Linked DNA regions of Mus musculus: regions 1 and 3 are each linked to region 2. The links are chromatin loops, found by intact Hi-C in ENCODE. Cell type or tissue: left cerebral cortex. All regions are shown on one strand. Each heading gives the region's core, and the rest is flanking DNA. Links, peaks and the distances in the headings are about the cores only.

Evidence for each region. Peaks named below come from ENCODE experiments on the same cell type or tissue, not always from the same donor. Only the 100,000 strongest peaks of a DNase experiment are listed, where the experiment ranks them.
Region 1: it touches region 2 in a loop (6-fold over the local background); 3 of 42 quality-filtered maps call a loop at or near these places.
Region 3: a loop joins it to region 2, with 5 times the contacts of the local background. A loop is called at or near these places in 2 of 42 quality-filtered maps.

The regions. Positions count from the first base shown.
Region 1 is chr6:143,326,975-143,332,579 of GRCm38, forward strand. No RefSeq gene overlaps it. Among named protein-coding and RNA genes, the nearest start is that of 4930407I02Rik, 69 kb to the left of the region's middle. In left cerebral cortex, for the core only: a CTCF peak has its summit at 2,331 (motif pointing left); DNase peaks (open chromatin) are centred at 1,507 and 1,791; H3K27ac peaks cover 1,010 bases.
Region 2 is chr6:143,475,003-143,480,607 of GRCm38, forward strand. No RefSeq gene overlaps it. Among named protein-coding and RNA genes, the nearest start is that of Gm23272, 12 kb to the left of the region's middle. In left cerebral cortex, for the core only: a CTCF peak has its summit at 2,562; DNase peaks (open chromatin) are centred at 2,611 and 3,731.
Region 3 is chr6:143,412,131-143,417,735 of GRCm38, forward strand. No RefSeq gene overlaps it. Among named protein-coding and RNA genes, the nearest start is that of Gm31427, 38 kb to the right of the region's middle. In left cerebral cortex, for the core only: no CTCF peak of the experiment used is centred there; DNase peaks (open chromatin) are centred at 2,670 and 3,473; H3K4me3 peaks cover 884 bases; H3K27ac peaks cover 1,486 bases.

The sequences.
Region 1 (5,605 bases), core at 1,203-3,702, 150 kb before region 2:
TAAGCAATGGTGCACTGTTGAGCTAACTGGTGGTGCTCTCCCCTCACAGGCTGAGGGCCAATGGAACGGCTCGGGAAGAACACGTAACTGAGAAGGGTGGGGCTGGGTGCTCAGACACCAGCAGAAGACTCGTAGTTGCAACGGACCCCAGTGCACTTCCATTTTCATTTTCCCCATGGGACGCCTCAATGGAGCCCCATCCTACGACTTGTTCAATTGTATTTCGGGACCAGGCTGTCAGGGAATTGCTGAATCAAGTCACTGGCCGAGAGAGAAGGCAGAGGGGAGATAGGAAAGCCATGCTGAGTCATAAGAGCAGCAGTTAGATAGGTAGAGGAGTGTGAAGGGCGCACAGTATAATACAATTTGCTGTGACCTCCATGGCAACTTGGGGCAACACAGGGATAAAGAAATGACAGATATACATCCAAAGAAACTGGTTTTGGGTGGGCTGTGCTCCGCGATGGACGGCGACTGCCACGCAACCTGGAAAGTCAGGGAGTTTACTCTCAGTCTCAGGCTGCAGACATCGGGAGGAGGAAGCTGTGGCTGTTCGCTTTTGCACACACGGGTCAATCATTAATAAACACGTATGTTTGGATAAAGGAAGTTTCCCAGTCCTCAGAGCCCCACCCAGGGAAGGCCTTGCTATTCCCATGGATCGGATGCTTTGGGGTCCTTGGCATGGCGGTGTCCATGCCAACAACACAATTCAGTCAGACTACTCTCCATGACAGTTAGTTTTCAAGACTCTTGAGAAAGATAGGATTTCCTTCCCTCCTCCTGACCTTGAGCGTGGAAAGATGGAAGAAACTGCTTTTTTCTTCTCTCTCTCTCTCTCTTTTTGAGTATGGACTTTTATCTCTTAGGGGATGGATGGAGATAAGATGCCTCGATGCTGGCTTTGGAAAGTTGCTATTCCTTCTAGGGGAAAGAACAGGCATAACGTAATATCCAGCGGGAGGTGACTTCCATTTTTAGTGGCCCATGCTGGGAAAGACCAGCTAAGGCCTGCAGGGGGCAGTCATGAGCAATATTGGTCCAGGGATTTGATGATAGGTGTGGGGCGCGAGGGAAGGGGCCACCTCCTTTCTTTCCTTATATTCCTGAAGGTCCAACAGGGCGGGAAGAAGGAAGGGTACTTGCCTGGTCGTTCTAGCTCTTTCACTTTTGCAGCACCGAGGCTGCTAGGACTGACAACCTGAAGGGCCAAAGGGGTTGTGAGGGCTTACAGTTTGAGATTGCTTCAGGCCGTCATGGCAGGGAGAGCTTGGCAGAGCAGCTCAGACTGTGGGTGTAGGAGCTTGTGGTGGAGGCTGTTCACATTACACAACACACCAGGAAGCAGGGAGAAAGGCCAGATTAGGGTCTGGGCTGAGACCTTTCAACGGCTCAACCCTGGGGACCTGCTTCTGTCAACTGGGCTCCACCTCGCAAAGGCTCCACAGGCTCTCGAAATAGCACACCAGCTGGAACAACTGTTCGGAGCATAAGCCTGTAGGAGACATTTCAGATTCAAACCATAACACCTCCCATACGCTCCTCCTTCAGCCCTGCCTAAACCCCTGCGGGGACAGAGCGCATCCACACACCGGCTTCTTCTCTGGCTTCTGCTTGTTCTGGTTTTTGTTTTGCTGCTGGGATGGCAGTAGCTGGGCAGGTGCTGTCTTGATCTTACTTAACGCACTGTTGTAGATTTGTGCTCAGGACTTTTATACCTACCCCTTCTCTTCCCTCTTGCCCCTGCATCCTTTATCTTCCTCCTGTTCGTTGTCAGGTTCACTCCTCTTCATTTAGACACACTTTAAAGAATGGGAGACTCGTGGCCGGTGAATTCCTTCTGCGTGAGGAGCTTGCGTTAGTCACCAACGTTGTGGTTATGCAGAAAGTATACATCAAACTCAGCATTTATTTTTGGCATTGTAATGTCTAACGAGATTTGCATAAAGGACCTATCAAAGGACAAAAGAGCTCTATCGATTGCTGGCCGCAACTGTCCTGAATGAGAGATGTACACACAATGTGACACAGGCAGGACATGAAGAGAAACCGAGTCTGTGTGCAGGTGTGTGAAGATAGGGGTTTACCAAGAAGTATGCTGGCTCACAGTTTAAATGGTTACCATTCATTTTAGCATTCAGCTCTGAAGGGCAGAGCTTGTGAAGAGCCGTTGATCGAAGGGATGGCTCTTATTCTTCCCTTTTCATAGAAATGGAAGAGAAACTCCTGTTTTCTCAAATGAGTAAGACCCACTGTATCCTCCTGCCTTTCTGTAAATGGCGAACCCGACTAAACACTGAGGATAGAAATGAGTACCCTGATGCGCCCCCTACAGGCTCCCACTAGTAATGCTATTACAAAGAAAATGGAATAGGTCATAGCCAAGGGATTTCCCCAGTAAAAACATAGAAAAAAATTATTTTAAACCAGATTATAAAGTTTGGTGGTGGTGATGCATGCTTTTAATCCCAACAGTTGGGAGGCAGAGGCAGTCAGATCTCTAAGAGTTTGAGGCCAGACTGGTCTACAGAGAAAGTTGCAGGTCAGCAAAGGCTACACAGAGAAGCGCTGTAAAAAAAAAAAAAAAGAAAGAAAGAAAGAAAGAAAGAAAGAAAGAAAGAAAGAAAGGAAGGAAGGAAGGAAGAAAGAAAGAAAGAAAGAGAGAAAGAAAGAAAGAAGGAAAAAAGAAAAAGATTATAAAAAATAGCAAAAACAACTATAGTTTACATCCAGGCACTTAATGACTTAATAGTCATTAAGGCACTGACATATTTTTAATTTTAACCAAAGAGAGAGAGAGAGAGAGAGAGAGAGAGAGAGAGAGATCAGTCATGTGACTAGACTGCTTTTTGTTGTTGTTTTATTTTACTGTTATTTATTTGTCTTTATAGCCTTGAGTGTGTGTGCCCCCATATACTTGTGGGTTTGCATGCATGTTTGTGTGTATGCGTATGGGTGTGAAGAGAGGAGGAGAGAGGTAAGCTATCCTCCCCTGTTGTTGGCAGTCAGCAAGCCCTGAGGTCCTCCTGGGCTAGAGTGAGGCTCTTCCTCAAAGGACAATGACAATAACAGCAAAAATCCATGGAACTTTTGACATTCCTCTGCTAGAGCACACTAGTTTTGTTTTAGAGCCTTCCTTACAAAAGCAAGTACAGTACAACTGATGTTCAAATATTTTCCAGAGGCATAAAAGAGAAAAATATTATAAACAACCAAAGTGAGTGTTTTAATTAGGGTTTCATTGCTGTGAAGAGACACCATGATCAAGGCAACTCTTATTAAGAACAGCATTTAATTGGGGTTGGCTTACAGTTTCAGAGGTTCAGTCCATTATCATCATGACAGAAAGCCTGGTATCATGCAGGCAGACATGGTGCTGGAGGAGCTGTGAGTTCTATATCTTGATCCCAAGGCCACCAAGAGAGACTCAATTCTGCAGACAGACAGGAGGAGAGTCTCTTCCATACTGGGCAAAGCCTGAGCAGAGGCACCTCAAAGCTCACCCTGACAGTGACACACTTCCTCCAACAAGGCCACATCTCCTAATAGTGCCACTTCCCATGGACCAAGCACATTCACACGTTCACAGTGAGTGAAGGTGGAAAGGGAGAGAATGGCATTGGGCAACCCAGGTGAGCATTCAGAGATGCCGCATAAGCTGAGGACTGGAGATGCAGCCAGTCAGCTGATAGGCGGCCTCCTCCAGCCTTCTCATACCATATTTTGAATGTGTTCTGCAAATTGGTTTTAGCTTTGTCAGGACCGTGTTCCTTTTACTGTATTCTAGAAACATATGTAAAAAATATTTGTAGAAAATATGTCTATAAACAAATTTCAAAATGATAAAAATGTTACTAAACTTCAGAAAATTGATTTAATCAAATATTTTTGGAGCCTGACAAGTAGAAAGGGTTTCTTATGAAAATTCTTTTCGAAGAGTTTTCTTATGAGGTGTATCTGACTGTGTACAGAGCTTGTGTACAGTTGGTTCAGATAAATATATCTGTCTTTCATCTATCTGTCTGTCTGTCTATCTACCTATCTATTTATAAATTATGTCTGTCATGCCATCTATTATATATATTATTATTATATATAGTTATAATCTGTCTACCTATTATGGATATATCATGTATCTACAAACTACCTGTCATCTATCTATCTATCTATCTATCTATCTATCTATCTATCTATCTATCTATCTATCTATCTATCTGTCATTTATCTATCACCTTTCTCCAACCTACCTTATCCATACTCATATGCACACATACACAAGTCTTATAAATCCTCAGTGATAGGCTATTTAAGTTAATGTGAAGAAATATTTTAGTTAGTTGAATGCTAGGAAGTATTTTGTTGCAGTTTGAGATAAGTGTCACCACCCCTCATCATAAAGAAGAGCTTTTGAGAATTACTGAATCTGTGATTAAAACTATCAGAGAAGAAATACATAGTTAATGTGCTCTCCCAGTCCCCCTTTGAAAGAAGGTTTATACGTATTTATCCATGGAAACGGTTTTAACTTCTAAATTTAGATCCAAGTGCTAATAGAAGGTGCATTTGAGGTCGACCACAGCGCTCCTGTGAGAAATGCCCTCTTCTAACCCCGCCTTTCCCTTTGGCCTGGAATCTACATTGCGTCTTTTGATACTATATCTTAAGCATGGATGATCGGGGCACCAACATGACCCCAAAGATCCTGGAAAATGAAAGTCAGGTATGGTAATGCCTGCTGATATTTGAGCATGTGCCCGTTCAAGCACAAACACAGGGAACTTAAAGCCCACAGAGGGAACAAGAAACAGATATGTTGACTAAAGATACATGAATGTGAATGAACATACATGCACACACACTTGCATACACACGTGCACACACATGTGCACAAACATGTGCACAAACATGCACGCACACATGTGCACACACACACAGTAGAATCCTACTGTGAACCATTAGGCTTTCTGGTTTGGATTTTTTTTCACACACACACACACACACACACACACACACACACACACACACACACACACACACACACACAGTAGAATCCTACTGTGAACCATTAGGCTTTCTGGTTTGGATTTATTTTTTTTATTTCTTCAGATTATGTTCTCCGTTAATCATTTAAATGTTTTACAAAGACTTTCTGCCACTCCTCCACCTTTCTGAGAAAAGCTTCGATAAAGACAGAATGGAGAGATAGTGGTCATTAAAAGCTAGCCTGTAGAGATATTTTGTAGCCTCCAAGGGCATTAAGAGTATCTCTCAAACTACTCCCTTCTTATTCATTTCCCAACAGTCATTGACTTAACCTGAACTATCCATCTTGCATCTGAGAATAATCTTGTATATCCTTCATCCATGGTTTTCCGGTCACCATAAGGATACCCCTCTCCCCCGCCACCTTCCAGGCCATCCTTCTCTTCTTCCCTTGAAGATCCCAAAAAGCATGCCTCTTACCCATCAGCTCCTCAGGACCACACCAGCAGGCTTGGACTACTTTCTGACCCAGTAGGCATGGAGTCAAGCCCAACAGTCTGGATTTCCAGCATGCTCCCAGGGACTTAGATGCTAGTGGTGCCAATGAAAGTGGCTGCCTTCA
Region 2 (5,605 bases), core at 1,594-4,093:
GTTTCTGCATATATAGAAACATGATGGTCTTTTTATAGAAAACAGAGGCTTTCAATATTTTTCTACCATCGTTAACCAGAATATAAGCATCAACTTAATATACCTTTGGATTGTATTATGCTAGACAAACAAGTGGGGCCATTGTACTGGTGTGCGAATTTGGCTTTATCTATTACAAATGGCAAATTATGTATTTGCAAAGAAGTATTTTCAAATAAAATTATGTGTTTTTAAGAGTGTGTTTGATTTTTAACCCACCTTCTCTACTTATATGACTGGACTCATACATATATTTTTTTCTAGAAAGGGAGTGGGTGTAGAAGTTTCCAGAAGCCCTGATCTAGAAAGCATTTTGAGTTCATGCTCAATTATGCAAGCATGACTAGTTTACAAAGGCCCAGTAGGTAAGGTTGCTTCACAAGATGAAAGCTTGTACCTGCCTCGAGAGTGGGAGTCAGGCGGTGATGGAGCAATCATCTTCATGGTACTAAAGTGCCTGCTGCTTCACCCTTAGACCCGAGCCACTCCTGCCCTCGCTGTCTTGCTAAGACGACAATGAGCACACTCTACAGCAAGCACAGTCCTCCACAGACCTCGGACTGGTGGCAGACTGCAGCCACTCCCCACTCTGCCCCGCCCTCCCTGTTCTCTGGAGTCCTTTTCTCCAGTCTCCATTCCTGACAACTGGAACTTTGGGAAGGAGAAGTCTCATTGTCTTTCTTTGGCTTTAGAAACACGCAACAGTCACACTGTTGTCCTCTGTCCACCACACCTGCCTGCTATGGGAGAAGAGCCCGAGAGCGTGGGCTCCTGCCAGTCCCTGCTACATCACCGACTTGTGAGCCTGCATGCGCAGGCTTCTGAGGAAATGGGGTCGATATTCGGAGGAGGCATCGGACCTGATGAAAGAAGGCCTGGCTGGGGTTTCTCTCCATGGTAACATCACAGCTCTTAGTTAGGACTCCCCTGGAGATAGAATTAGGCAAAACTCCCAGCTCAGTGTTCACAGGTACTTTGACCACCCTTGGCATGCCTGTCCCAGGTGCCCTTCACAACAGGGGTATGCTGCGCCTCCAACTTCAAAGCTTAATGCTATCAGTGGCTACCCTTGGGATGAACAGTGCTACGAAATATGTATAATAGGATAACCCAGAACCTGATAGATGACCCAGTAGAAGCTAGACTTACATAACTGAAAGATACTGGAGCTAGTATGAATTCTGTAACTGTCTGTGTTGAGCTGGGATGTCCCAAACCTCCAGATTGCTAGATCAGTGTTTCTGGATATGGGGAGTAAAAACACAACATGCCCAGTTAACTCCAAAGACAAGCAACCAATAGAGTTTGAAAAAAATATAAGTTTTTTCCCAAACATTACTTATACCAACCAAACATTTTCTGTTAATCTGAAATTAAAATGTAACAAGATGTCCTATGATTTATCTGATGACTCCAGATTCGTCTGGAATAACTCCCAGATCAGGAGACAGATGACTGACTGGTGTCAGTAAGAAATCTGACAGCAGAGGACAGACTATTTGAAAAATGACTATGCTTCTAAAAAGCTGTTCCATCCGCAAGAAAGAGAGGGAACAGTTTTAACGCAACACAGGAGCCTGCAATGCCCCATCTCCTCCTTCCTGCCCCTTCCTCGTTCTTCCTTTAAGTAGCGAGTGCTGCTTGGGTTCCTTCACCTGCTCTCGATCCCCTTCCCCCTTTGCTAACTCCCTTAGATGTACTGACATAAGCGGTCTCACATAGTGGGATCCTGTACAGTAGAAGAAGGAACATTGGCTCAACATCCTTTGATATTAAGGAGCTTGCTGCTGCAGCTCAAGTTGAAAGAAGGAGAGAACAAGAAAGACAGAAGGTGAGATCCGGGCAAGAAACTAAAGTTCTTTACTTTCCAAGCTTAGGAACCCTGCCAACGACTCAAAAATCTATCTGTACCCAACACAGGGTCTCTAATTTGCTAGTACCCAGGAGAGTGTTTTCCTCTTGTTGTAGGACAACTCCATTTAAATTCCTTTCACATGTGTTTATGCATGTATTTTAGGAAGCTCCTACTGGAGTAGATTTCCATGTAGATTTTCCAAGGTCTCAATGTTTGTTTTTCTCCTTGCCAACTCACTCTGCAGCCCCACACCCAGCCCAACCCTGGGCTTCATTATGTCCTTCCCCCTTGGGTACCCTCTTCATTTGACTCTTTGCTCCTTACCCCATGCCCACGCTCTCTTACTCGTTTCCTGTCTTCCCTGGGTACTCCGACTTAGACACACATATCTAAGGGCTGGAGCTAGCACCCACCTATGAGAGAGATCATGGGGTGTTTGTCTTTCTGCACCATCCTTTACCTACAAATTCATAATGTGGCTCTTCGTATAGCTGATTGCTGTTCCATTATGTCTGTGCACCACACTTCCATCATCCATCCATCAGTTGATGGACACCCTGGCTGTCCCCATTTTCAGTGAACAGAGCACAGTGAGGTTGGGTGAGCCTGTGTCTCTGTAGTAGGGATAGAGTCCTCCGTACTCAGCTCAGGAGCACTCCAGCTGGATCGTATGGTAGGTCTATTTCCAGCTTCTGGGGATCTTCCATACTGCTTTACACAGTGGATGTGCCAGTGTTCACTCCCACCAACAGTGAGTAAGTCCTCCTCCTCCTCCTCCCTCACAGCCACACCAGCTTTTGCTGTCACTCTTTCTTTCTCTTATTTAATCTTAGTCATTCTGACTTGGGTAAGATGAAATCCCAAAGTAGTTTTAATTTGCATTTCCCTGGTGGATAAGGATGCTAGACGTTAAAAAAAAAAGTCAAAAAATTAAATTAGGTGGTTTTCTTGGTGTTTAGTTTAGGGGGCGGTTTGTTTATTTATTTATTTATTTATTGTCTGTTTTCATTTTGTATATTCTAGACCTTTGGAGTGGTTGAACGACCCTGAAAGGGTCTCCTAAGACCATCCCAAAACAGACACTCACGTTATGATTCATAAGAGTTATGAAGAATCAATGAAAATGATTTGGTGGTTGGGGTCACCACAGCCTGAGGTGCTATATTTCAGGGTCACAGCAGTAGGAAGGTTGAGAACCACTGTTCTAGACAATAACGGTTTGCCAGAGACAGTTGGGGACAGAGAAGGGGACCGGTGCAACTCAAGGTCATCTACGGGACCATTCCTAAGCTCCTAGACCGGTAGGTTGACACAGATTATCAGAGGGTAAGTTTTCTGTCTTTGTTCTGTGGGTGACCTCTCTTGGAATATTTCCTTGGGAACACCAGGAGTCAGCATAAGGCCAGCTGGACTGTGGGGCCGATTCTCCCATAAACTCTTTTGCTTGGAAGCAAGTCATGTACCAGAGAGGAAGAAAGCCTCGACAAAACTTATTCAAACAACTCAGGCAAGCTAGAGAGTTGGTTGAGGATGGAAGCCTTCATTTTCACATCGATCACCTCAGAGCTGTGGAGAGAGCAGTTTCCAGGAGCAGTTTCCTATAACTTCTGGGAAAAAAAAAATCACAGGATGATTCTAACATAGAAGCCTGGGGGAATTAGAACCCAGCCAAGCAGTGTAGAGGTCTTGTGAGCACGGTCACGCAGCCATTTGAAATAGGCCAAGCTGGGCTTGAATTTTATCCACTGATAATTCAATATAAATCAAGACGGAACATGGTGGAATTAAATAAAACAGAGGATTGGTGACATTTCTGAGATAAAGGACTTATGGTATAGCATTTATATTTAGACCAGAGTTGTGATGACAATCTTTAGAAAGACAGGGATTTTAAACAAGTCCTCATTGGAAAGGTTGGCAGCAAGCCCAAGTGAAGAAAACAAGGCAGAAAGGATGTCACGGGAGAATGTTCTAGAATGCAGAGACAGACAAAGGAGGAAAACCAAAGACCTGAACATGCCTGGTGTCACCTTAAGGCTTTTGAAACTGTAACTGAAAGGCGGAGAAGGGGTGAAAAAATGTTGCAAGACAGTGTCAGATCTGCTCACCTTTGACTTTTGGTGTCAGATCTATTCACCTTTGACTTTTGAACTTTGTCCTCCAGTTTAGAGAGCACAAAATCAGAGGGCAAGGTCAGAGTGGGAGCAGAGTTAGAGCAGGCAAGAGATGGAGGGATTTTTCCCTATAGCTCCTGGGTAAGAAGGTGGTGACCAGCGTTTATAGCCCGTTACTTTACTTGTAACATTTAGGATTTGTTGTTCTTTTCTCCCCTCCCCCCACCACCCTCTACCTCTTCATTTTTTGATTCTTACACTGCTTTCCTTTATATACCTTCCCCAACCTCTCCTGCTGCCAGTCACAGCAGTTTTTCTGGCATGGGCTGTCTGGTTCTATGTTTCTGTCAAGGGGAGAGAGAGACCGGAAAGAGGAGAAGACCCAATGCACTCGCAACTGTTTCGTCATTTCCTGTGCTCGCTTAAGCCACGAGTGCAACTGATAAGCAACCCTCTTCATTTCAGTAAGACAGTGGGACTATCAAGTCTCAGAAAGAAAAGTTACATTTTATGACTGTCAATCAGAATTAGAACGTCCGTGAGGCTCACTACAACCCTGCAAGGGCTGATAATTTAGATGTATTAATTACTTACATCTCCAACTGATATGACTGCAAAATTGGAAAACCACAAGGTAACTGACTAGATGATTTGAATCGGCTGATTGACTATAAACTGCTGAAGTGGTACCTGGCTGTGTTAATGACTGAGCAATAATTTTCGAAGTTTCTCCTCTGCTTTGCTAAATTACAACAAAAAAATGTCCTGTGCAAATTATAGATGGGCCTGCAAACACATTTTGATGATTATTTGGAAGGGAGTAGGTGAGATTCTGGAAGCCAGGCTGTTCCTCATGTGCCTGTGAAACAAAGGGCCCGAGTCCAAACCACAGAGCCAATGGCTGACTTTACCTAGAGATAAGCTAAATACACAGTGCAAAACCACACACGCACCTCTGTACACTAACATCCAGCTACTGCAAGGCGGAAAAGCTTTAACTTCCCATTCATCTTGGTCATTCTTGGCATAAGACAATGAAGTTATTTGAAAACACAGGAACAAATAAAACCACATAAAACTGGATTCAATATATATATATTTTTTCTGGTGAGAAAAACAAATCCCCCAAGAAGCAGTGTGACTGAGTCACAGGCACACTGAGCTGTGGTGGCTCTCTCAGATGCCGCTGTCATTCACAAACTCAGACTCCTCAGCAGAGTCCCTAGCAGGCCAGCTTAAGCTGCCTCTTCATTTTTGCCGTGTGTGTGTGTGTGTGTGTGTGTGTGTGTGTGTGTGTGTGTGTATGTATGTGTGTGTGTGTATGTGTGTGTGTGTATGTGTGTATGTGTGTGTATGTGTGTATGTGTGTGTATGTGTGTGTGTGTGTATGTGTGTGTGTATGTGTGTGTGTATGTGTGTGTGTGTGTATGTGTGTGTGTATGTGTGTGTGTGTGTGTGTGTATGTGTGTATGTGTGTGTGTATGTGTGTGTGTGTATGTGTGTGTGTATGTGTGTGTATGTGTGTGTGTGTATGTGTGTGTGTATGTGTGTGTGTGTGTATGTGTGTGTATGTGTGTGTGTGTATGTGTGTATGTGT
Region 3 (5,605 bases), core at 1,203-3,702, 63 kb before region 2:
CAGTCCCGCCTCGGCTGGTTTCTGCTGAAGAAGAGGGAGCTGTTTTAGGAAGGATTTCCTGTGAGCTTATTTTCAGCAGCACTGCTTTGCCTTGGTCAGACTAGATGCAGAGCTCCAGCCATTTGGTTGGCATTCTTAGCTGTGGCATAGAAAGGCTAAAGTGTTGGCTCTCTTGCCCAAACACTGGCTGCTGATGTCATAAGCGTGGGTCTAAGTCTGGAGACTGCCTGCTGCGGTGTTTCAGGGTCCTTGTGTTTCATGCGTGGCAGAAAGAAGGACAAGGGACATGTGGTTAGAGATAAGAATACAGACAGTTTGTTATGAAAGGAAAACCATTGAGAGTCGGAGTAGGCTCTGCTGAGGCCCATGGCCCCTTTTATTTTATATTTTTAAATTTTTTTCTGTAGCTTCCTCTTTCTTTATTGGACACTTGACACATCAATCTACACTGTTAAATAATTATTAAAATACTGACCAGGACTAGGCCCTGGCCCACAGCCCTACACCAGAAGCAATAAGGAATGGGGGTGATGGGTTGGCGGTATCTTTCTAACATCACTGTAACCCATAAAATAAGGCTCTTGAATCCTTTCAGGGCTAGACCAGGGCTTGGAGCCTTGGGTTAATCCAGGTATCCCTGGCTACATCTTTCAGGGCAAGGTAATCAGCAAGGGTCTGGAGGGAACAGCCAGCCAAGTCCAGACAGACCCCAATGGAAGGAGGGTGGGACACGGACAGGTGCTGTCCAGCTGGAGATCTGATGTAGCGAAGGCAGGCTGAGGGGAGAGGCTGAGGGCAGTATTGCAGCAGTGTGGGGGTGCAGCCCCAGGGTCCTGTCCCGAGTGGCTGGTCAGGTGTCAGCTGGCAGTCTCCAGGTGGTATTCCTGACCTAAGCCCGGATGAGGGCTCACACGGTGGGTCCTGTTGGTGGGCTGGGGTTTCTCGTCTATCAGCTTAGACCATGGCCCCTTTTAAGTAGGCTGTTTACACAGCTCCCATCTCTCTCACATTTATATTTCCTTGGACTTTTCTTGAATGTTCTCTGTGTGGTGTATGAAGGGAAAGGCTTTCTCTGATGACTAGCTTCTTTGCCGTAGCCTTATCTAGTGTCTGGACTCCCACCGTGCTAGCGACCCAAGTTTCTGGATCTTTTTATTCTTACTAGTTTCCCTCCCTTCCTTGGGTCTACCCACCTTGGTGCCATGACTTGTTTTGACCAGTAGAACGTAGTAAGGCCAGTACTTCACAAGCTCACAGGCTGGGCTGAGAGGAGCACCACAGGGAGCACCGAAGCTGCTGCTAGCATTATCTCTTGACTCCTCACACAGCAGTAACCGGGTAGGGTGGTGCTCATCTGTGATCTTAGTACTCAGAAGACAGAAGCTACAAGGTCAGAGTTCAAGGCCAGACTGAGGTACACGAGCTCTTAATGAGATAGTGATGGTGATGATAATGATGATCATGGTGATGATGATGAGGTTGGTAGAAAGACTACTATCTGATGCCTCCATACTGTAAGGCATCCCTAGAGATAGAGACAGATAAATAGATAAAGATAGATACATAGATAGATACATAGATAGATACATAGATAAATACATAGATAGATACATAGATAGATAGATAGATAGATAGATAGATAGATAGATAGTACATCAGCCCCTAGCTATCTTTATTAAGCTGAATTTGAGAGAAAGGTCAGTTTAGATATCCCACCTGAATCATCCTGTTTGAGTCTTGTTTTAGCTGCCATTTGACTATAGCTGCTCCTGACACCCCAAGTGGCACTTGCTGAGCACTGTAACCCCATGAGCCTGTGATAAGTATCAATAAGCTGTTAGTTTTAATATAAAACATGGATGGCAGTAATCAATATCAGGAGGGCAGAGACTCAAGGGCTCAACACTTTGGGTTGACTTGCCAGTTTGGGGGTCTCCTCCCAGGAGGATATAATAAATACCTTCTGACATAGTGTCCTTATCTTCCAATGAGTGGCGTAGCAAGATGTCGCTTACGGCTTTGTGACAGGGTCAACTGAACTTGCTATATGAAAAGCTGAGCTTGGTATTAACAGATGTCCAATAGATGCTAGCTGTGTTCTCTATTAGCCGTGTTTCCTCAGTATCTTGTTTTACTCTGGGTTTTTGTTAAATGCCTCATGCATCTTAAAAGAAAGTGAGGGCCACCTTTGAATACTCAGTTACATGAGAGCAGATAAGTAGATTCTGAAGGGGGGAAAATCATATCAGGACAAGAATTCCTCATCCAAAAACTAGGAGTCACTTTCTTGGTAGATTTACACAATTATATGAGAGGAGGGGACTGCAGAGGATTGAATTAATGGTTGTCCAGACCTCCAAACAGCACACTCCCTGTCAGAGTGTCTACCAGCACTATTTTCTTTATCTTATACCTTTTTCTACCTCCCACATCCCGGAAGAATTCCCACATCATTCAAGGAGAAACAATCTGGCCCCTGCAAGCGCAAGGTTGTATGGGGCTGGAAAAGGCTCCCCACGCTGTGGCAGTTCCTTGACCCCCATAAGCTCTTTCCAGTCACGCCCGCCCCACGAGCGGGAGAGTTTGAGTTTCAGATATAGATTGGAGCCCTTCCTTACTAACTCCAGTGAAATAGCTCAGAGTTTGGCTGGCACTTTTAAATACTATGCAGATGGCGCTGAACCCCAGCCAAACTGGCGGCATCTCGATTTCCTCTGGTGAGTGCCTGTGGGGTGTCCTCAGGAAGGCATTGATTCTGCTTCCTTTCTCTCCTCTCTTTTTCTTTCTCCTTCTCTCTCATAAAAAAAAATCTTCCACATACATTCTGCATTTTTCCTATAAGCTCCAGTTTCTTTCTTTCTTTCTTTAAATAATAAACCATCCAGCAATAATGAATAGAACCTTAGGTTTCCCGCCCGACCGCGTCCTTGTGCTAGTTAGCGATCGTGTTGTGTGGAAATTTCCACACCAGCGGCAGATCCATCGCTTTGCCCTTTGTGGTTCCCCGCTGCCAGGAGAGAAAATGTTCGCAAAAGGAGATCTGAGGGGGGCTTCCCACCGATTTAGAAGAGGCAGACTAAAGGACGCCCAGGGCCAGCTGTGAAGGCGGCTCTCGTATGCTGATGGGGACGCTCAGAAATATCTGTGAATCTGCAGCTCATCTTCAGGAGCTGTAAAACCTAACTGCACGGAGTGGGTTTTTGAACACTCTTAAAATAAACACAAAGCACGCTATGATAAAGGGAGCGCCTCAGCTTTTGTTGTTGTTGTTGTTTGCTTGCTTGATTTCCTGTTATCCTATAACAGTGTGGTATCTTTGCATACAGGGACGTTTCCGGGCCAAGCAAAAGCGTTTCACCGAGTAAACCACTTCCAAATGTATTACGCGTATAAGCTGAGTGTGTCTGGGTGGGTGTTCCACGTCCCTGTCTGCTTGCTAAGGTTCTGGCTGGCCCTTGCTCATAGCCGCTGCAGAGGAGAGCGAACCCACTCACCCACATTGTTTCTGGCAGCTGGCTAGTGGGTTGATACTTCAGCTGCTGAGATAAATCGGAGCACATCTAAGTTGAAACATAGCTAGAGATACTGTCGGCATAACGTCTCTCATCCTGTTCATGATAGTTTTGGGTCAATCTGAATTAAGCTTGCTTTCTTACTGCATATCTTTATGTCTCTGGGTGATTTACAGATATTTACTTGTCTCTGCATATATTGAGACAATAGCTCTGTTCATTGAAGATCCCCTGAGAGCTGTGTCTGGCTTTCTGCATTTGTTCCTGGTGGCAAAAATCTGATAGTTCTATTTTCAGCCTATATTATTGTGTGCCTATATCTTATTATTGATTATAATTATTATTTGTAAAATGTTAATAGTTTTGCTTCTTATAACCTCTTGGTTATATTTTTTTTCATTCTCCACACTAAAAGATAAGAATATTTTTGCCCCTACCTATTATACCCTACATTTTGCTAACTATACTTTTACATTCTCAGGATGAGTAATATTTTATCCACGTAAGCATAATCACAAATTTTAGGCTTCTGTTGTTGTTGCGCTAGGATTTTAGCCTTAAGTTCATGCCTTTGTTTCCCTCAATGGTTATTTGTGTCCTGAAAGCTTAAGGTGAAATAACCCCCCAGTTCCCCTCTAAGCTGTTTCGATCAGCGTTTATCTCAGCAGCAGAAAGAACTGGAATGGCATGGGTCTGTTTAATCTAGCAAGCACTCATACCTCTGAGGTTCAGGGTCTCCAGCCTGGATACATGGCAAGTTATCAGCTTCAAGGCAGAATGGCTTCTCCTCCATCCCATTAATGCACACATTTTAGCTTGTAGGTCATATCCATTCTTTCGGCCCTGGAATGCTTTACATTTCCTGAAGCCTACCCTTTCTCTCTCTAGCCTTCTTCTCTAGTTTGGCAGTATTATGTTCCTCATGTCTTGCCTGCTCTACTGTAATGAATCTATAGATTTTCCCACTCAGTTTGCTAGTTGGTCTATCTATTCTCTCTATCTATCCCCCCTCTCACCTATATCTATCTACCTATCAATTATCTAATTTGTCATCTATTTATTCATCTATTATTTATCTATCCATCTATTATCTATTTATCTACCTATCAGCTATTCATCTATCTATCTATCTATCTATCTATCTATCTATCTATCTATCTATCTATCTATCTATCTATCTATCTCTATCAATCATCTATCTATCTACCTATAAACTATCTATCCATATATTCTTTCTACCTATCTATCATCTATCTATCTATCTATCTATCTATCTATCTATCTATCTATCTATCTATCTATCTATCTATCATCTATCTGATCTATCATCTATCTGTCCATTTATCATCTATCATCTATCTATCATCTTTCAGTCTATCTATCTATCTATCTATCTATCTATCTATCTATCTATCTATCTATCTATCTAATCTCTTTAGCAAATACTGAAAATGATGAAGCTTCTATTTTCAGAGTCCATGCATCTATGTAGATGTTTATATTTTCCGAGTTTCTTCTGTGATTGTTTAGCTGGGTATGGAATTCTCGGTTGGAAATAGTAATTCCCTTTTATCATTTGTAAGGTTCCCTTTCTGCTACATTTCATTGTGACTAGTAGAAAATTTGAGGCTCAAATGGTTTTTCTTCTTTTGTAGCTACTTTTTATTGCCCCAGAAATCTTTAGAAGTTTTGTTTTAATTTTTTTGTCTCATTCATTAGCTGCTTCAATTCCTCAAAAATGTGGGGTGAACTTTTTAATAATTCAATAGACTGGAGACTAAAGGTAATTTTGTTGTAGACACAGGCCCTAATTAGTTTGGGAAATACCTTCCTTTATTGCTTTAATAATTCTTTAGTTGTTTCTCAGTTTTGCCTAATTGCTCAGGTTACAGTTACAGAAGCATTGTAGTTATATATATGGAGCTTCATGTGAATTTTCCATCTTGGTCTTCTCTGCTCTGTAGTGTTTCTTTGACTTTGGAACTTTCACATTTCTCTAATTTGTTTTCATTTATGACAGTTCTACCTTTTCTTTGAGTCATTTTTACCATTAACTTAAGTGTAGGTGTGTGTGTGTGTGTGCATGTAAAGGA